Regions from separate parts of the Homo sapiens genome. Here region 2 is linked to region 1. The links are chromatin loops, found by intact Hi-C in ENCODE. Cell type or tissue: endothelial cell of umbilical vein. All regions are shown on one strand. Region 1 overlaps GRIK2 (glutamate ionotropic receptor kainate type subunit 2). Region 2 overlaps GRIK2 (glutamate ionotropic receptor kainate type subunit 2).

What was found. Peaks named below come from ENCODE experiments on the same cell type or tissue, not always from the same donor. Only the 100,000 strongest peaks of a DNase experiment are listed, where the experiment ranks them.
Region 2: a loop joins it to region 1, with 10 times the contacts of the local background. A loop is called at or near these places in 2 of 110 quality-filtered maps.

Annotation. Positions count from the first base shown.
Region 1 is chr6:101,805,190-101,807,689 of GRCh38, forward strand. All of the region lies in intron 9 of GRIK2 (glutamate ionotropic receptor kainate type subunit 2), which reads left to right. Among named protein-coding and RNA genes, the nearest start is that of GRIK2, 410 kb to the left of the region's middle. In endothelial cell of umbilical vein, no CTCF peak of the experiment used is centred here; no DNase peak of the experiment used is centred here; H3K27ac peaks cover 428 bases.
Region 2 is chr6:101,740,718-101,743,217 of GRCh38, forward strand. The region is part of intron 7 of GRIK2 (glutamate ionotropic receptor kainate type subunit 2); the gene reads left to right. Among named protein-coding and RNA genes, the nearest start is that of GRIK2, 350 kb to the left of the region's middle. RefSeq lists an enhancer at 611-1,146. In endothelial cell of umbilical vein, no CTCF peak of the experiment used is centred here; a DNase peak (open chromatin) is centred at 1,034; H3K27ac peaks cover 622 bases.

The DNA.
Region 1 (2,500 bases):
CACAGTTTAGAAGGGCCAATAGATGGTGATCCAAGAGGCTTGAATTTCAGTTCCAATTCTATCAAAACTAAGCATGTGAACTTCATCCTGCCACCGAACTTCTCTGTGCCAAATTCATCACCTTAAAAAAAAAAAAAAGTGCAGGGCAAAGGGCTGCCCTCTTGGACAGTCTGAAGTGAGAATACTATGGCCTCTAAAAGAACCCGGAAGTACCATCTTGAAATAAATTGATGCTAGAAATTTTAATCGTTAAAATTTAACAATTATGTTCTATCATGACTGAGAGACAAAAATAAAGAAGGAAAACATGTAAAGTGCTAGGTTTATCCCTCTTCTCATGCCTATTGCCTTTTCTTCATTCTCATTCTGTCTTGGTCATCTTAGACCAGCACACTTCATTTAGTAGGTTAATCTTCTAACAAATATGGAAGGAATGTCTGTTTTATGCCCTCATGAAGGTTATAATCTAATAGAGGAAACCTGCCAATAATAAATAGACTCATTAGACTTATAAAATTATAAGATTGGGCAGTAATAAGTGCTGAAAAGAAGGTCATTTTGTTTTTATGTCACTGACATGATAGATTTTACATAATGTTCGGAAACATGAACTTCAGGATGAAAACAGTTAACAGGAAGGAAGTCTATGCTTCTGTTGTTTACAACTGTGGAGCAGATAAACCAGGAAGAAACCAGTATGCTTCTGATGAATGGGAAAAGGTGGGCCATGCTCAAGTGTCTGAGCCTGGAGTGGAGATGGGCATCCTTTCTACTTAGATGGTGTCCATAGATCAAATGAATTCTTTCTACTCTATTATAACAGAAGCCTTAATTGGAACCCAGCCCAATTCACTGTGGTCCCAAAAAGATCACCGATACTGTATACACAGCCAGCCACTTCTGTGCAAACAAGCTCTCTGGGACCATGGCAGTGCCTTCAATGGAGGAGGGGAGGGCAAGAAGGGGGAAAGACAGTAGGTACTATTACAGACTTTGCCTAGTTCAGGCAATACTTTTGCTTATGAGAGGCTGGTATTGAGCACTCAGGAACAGGAAAAGGAAAACAGAATAAGTGATTTTCCAAGCTTGAATTCTTCTGGTCAGTTCAAGGATCATATAGTGTATTCTACTTTCAAAATATGTTTAGAATCCATTCATCTCTCACCACATCCGTTGCTGAATCATAACCATAGTACCTTTCAACTGTACAACTACATTGGAATTCCCACAAGCCTCTCTCTTCAATTCTGTTATAATCCATTCCCTAAACCACAGCAGCCAGGCAGATATTTTTAAAAGGAAATTGACCCCTGTCATCCCTCTGTTTAAATGCTTTCATAGATTCTCATTGTGTTTTGAATAAAATCCAAAGCACCAGTGACCTCTCATCATGTCATCATGTTCTCAGATATTTTCTTCTGCCCTACCTACAGAGGGTTTTTTTTTTTTTCTCATTTCCTCAAGAAAACAAAGTTTTCTTATCACTTTGGCATAGAGTAATAGAAACAGTTTTCCCAGCCAGGAATATCCATTCCCAGTTCCTTTGCCTGGGGAACTCTTACTCATCCTGGTAGTATCATCTTAAATATTACTTCCTTAGATAGGCCTCCTCTAAGTCTCTAATCAAGTTTAAATTTCTCCTAATGCTCTGCCCTTTTTAATTTCTGACTCTATCAAAGTACACAATTATTTATTCACGTGAACTTTATAAAAGGGCTATCTCCCTAGCCAGAGTGCAAGACCTACTAGATGGAAAATATATGCTCCCTTTTCCACTACTATATATTAAGGCTTTGCAAAGTATCCTTTGTCTTGAGGACAAAGTATGTACTCAAGAAATATTTGTTGACTGTTGAATGAATAAAGAATCTTTATGGAAATTATGAGATACTTCACACAGAACGCTTACTCAAGTGTCTGATGCAGAGTTATTTTCCTGTAGCACAGTTTGTTGCTTTTCCTAGCTTTGCTCTATACCTCCAACATGAGGACAGGGAAAGACAATAGTCAAGGGATCAGTGGGTTGGGGTCATGGGTCAATGTTTCAAGTGGGTAAAGGATTTTAGATTGCAGAAGGTCACCCTGAAGTCGGAAATTGTAAGGATCCACATTGCTTCAGTGGTAAATCTGGCCCCATTCATGGCACAATTAAAAACTCTCTGACCTTCCAGTATTACATTAAACAGTAAAACTCAACATTCTATTTATAAATGTTCCTTTTTTGTCCTTACAAGTTACAGTATGGAAATAAACAAAGCTCACCCAAATGAGAACAAGTGGAAGTTACTATTCAGAACTTACTACAGGAAGGGAGACAGCCTTCATCACTTGCATTAAACAGGGATTCAAAGGCAAGCAGGGGAGTGGAAAAGTTTCATAGTGGAAAGAAATGAAGACCTCAGGTGTGCTGTGATTGGAGATTGCTGGCATGAGGAAACTGGAGTTGGTCTAACAAAGCAGGGCACCTAGATAATGGGTTTTGGGGGGCACATTTGACTTT
Region 2 (2,500 bases), 64 kb before region 1:
CCTCTGGAAACTTTCAATCATGGCAGAAAAGGAAGGGGAGCCGGCTGGCAAGAAAGGAAGCAAGAGGGGGTGGTGCCAGGTTCTTTTTAACCTCTAGCTCTCCTGTTAACTAATAGAGCAAGAACTTACTCATTAGCATGGGTAAAGCACGAAGCCATTCATGAGGGTTCTGCCCACTGACCCAAACACCTCCCACTAGATCCCACTCCAACATTAGGGATCACATTTCACCATGAGATTTTTGAGGGGACAATTATCCAATCTATATCAGCCTGACATCTGCAAATTTAATTGGCTTTTATGCTTCTCACTCAAGGTAAAAAACAGAAACAATAAACAAATAAAATACAACCACTACTTTGAGGAGGACAAGGTCAGGGAAAGCCACAAGCATGCAAGTATGCAACTAGGAAATTTCCCTGAGGACACTGGTTGTCAACCTTGACTGTATAATTTGGACTGAGGTATGGCCTAAGTGTTGGAATTTTAAATAATTCACCAAATGATTCTAATGGGAAATAGGGTCAAGAACTACCAAATATTCAATAATAAGGAATCCACTCAAATAGACCAACTATTACTAGAGTTTTCTTAAGTTCTCTGTTGAAATCCAGATACACTTGTCTGCAGAATTCATCTGTTAGGAAGAAACTTTTCCTCTATGATCTTAGGTTCAAATGGTTGGGGTCCTGAGAGTTAACTGACGATAGATAGATTAGCAGAATAAAAGACAGTGTTTATGTATATGTACATTGCAAACCCTCAGGAGTACTCAGTGATGAGTAACTCACTGAATCCTCAAAATTAACATTTTATATACCATTTTAACAAAATGTATTTTTTTAAAAGGGCATCAGTGGAAACGTATGGAAAGTTTATTGGGCTTTTTGATGCTAATGAGAATAGGAAGCCTGTCTCCATGGCAGCTGAATTCACAGGAAATTCCTTGCAGGGGAGTTAATGGGAGCTATATTTTCAGGACATTCTGCTTTAATCAGATAAGGGATGTTCAGATAAGATTTCTTTTTCATTTTCTGTAGCTCAAATGTTTTCACTTGAAAATAATCTTTATGCTAAACCGTGATCTCTTTACATGTGATAACTCTTAAAATGAGAAAATGACACACAACTACACCAAAAAAGCAAATAATTTAAGCATGGCATTACTGAGTGCTCATTATGTCCCAGTTTTATTTACCAGGGCCAAGTAATGTGTCCAAAGTTAACAGCTAATAAATAGCAAAGCTGGGAGTATGCCCAGGTTTACCTGACTCCAAGGTCAACACTCTGTTATACCACACTGTTCTTAATATGCCCTAGTGGTAACAGCCTCTCTTTAGACTTCTACTGAGGTTAATAAGCTATCATACAATTCTGCTTAAGAAGATTATCAGAATATACTTTTTTCTATTTTTGGAAAAAGCAAATGTATATCTTTTTAATAGTTTTTAGCTTCCTAGCAGTGACAGTGAACCAGGCCTGGTGTGCCTGTTACGCAGTATGCCAATCACTAAGGTGACAAGTTTGCAGCAGAGAAAGAGTTTATTCATGAGGCAGCCAGGTGAGGAGGTGAGAGGACAGGTCTCAAATCTGCCTCCTGAAGATGTGGTTTAGGGATATTTGTGGGATAAAGAATCAGGGTGGACTAAGGTGTGGGGTAAGATGATTGAGGTGTCAACAAAAAGAGTCAGACTCTGTAAAATATTTGCAGAGATTTACTCTGAGCCAAATATGAGTGACTGTGGCCCATGACACAGCCCTTAAGAGGTCCTGAGAACACGTCCTCAAGGTGGTCGGGGTGCAGCTTGGTTTTATACATTTTAAGGAGGCATGAGACATTAATCAAATACATTTAAGAAATGCATTGGTTTGGTCCAGAAAGGCGGGACAATTTGAGGCAAGGGCTTCCAGGCTATAGATAAATTGAAACATTTTTTAGTTGACAATTGGCTGAGTTTGTCTAAAGACCTGGGATCAATAGAAATGAATATCTGGGTTAAGATAAGTGGTTGTAGAGACCAAAGTTTTACCATGCAGATGAAGCTTTTAGCTAGCAGGTTTCAAAGAGAATAGGCTGTAAAATGTTTTTTATCATACTTAAAGTCTGTGTTGATGTTAATGCCGGAGAGGTATAATGAGGCATGCTAGACCCCCCACTTCCCATCATGGCCTAAAACCGTCTCTCAGGTTAAATTTTAAGAGCCCTGGCTGAGGACGAAGTCCATTCACATGGTTGACAGGGGGAGATTAGAATTTTATTTTTGGTTTAGAGAGATTAAGGAAAAGTGAGGTAACTGGCGATCTATACGAGCATAGTCAAGCTTCGTGGCTCTTTACGGGAATCATGTTTACAAAATGGTATTTGTTAGCATGATTTTAGGGTGGAGTTTTTAGTCCCTGGACAACAAAAGGTCACCTATTGGACATTTACACCAGCCCAACTGGAGGGTTAGTGGTTTCAACCAGCTTGCATTGGACAAGAGCTGACCAAGTTCCTGAA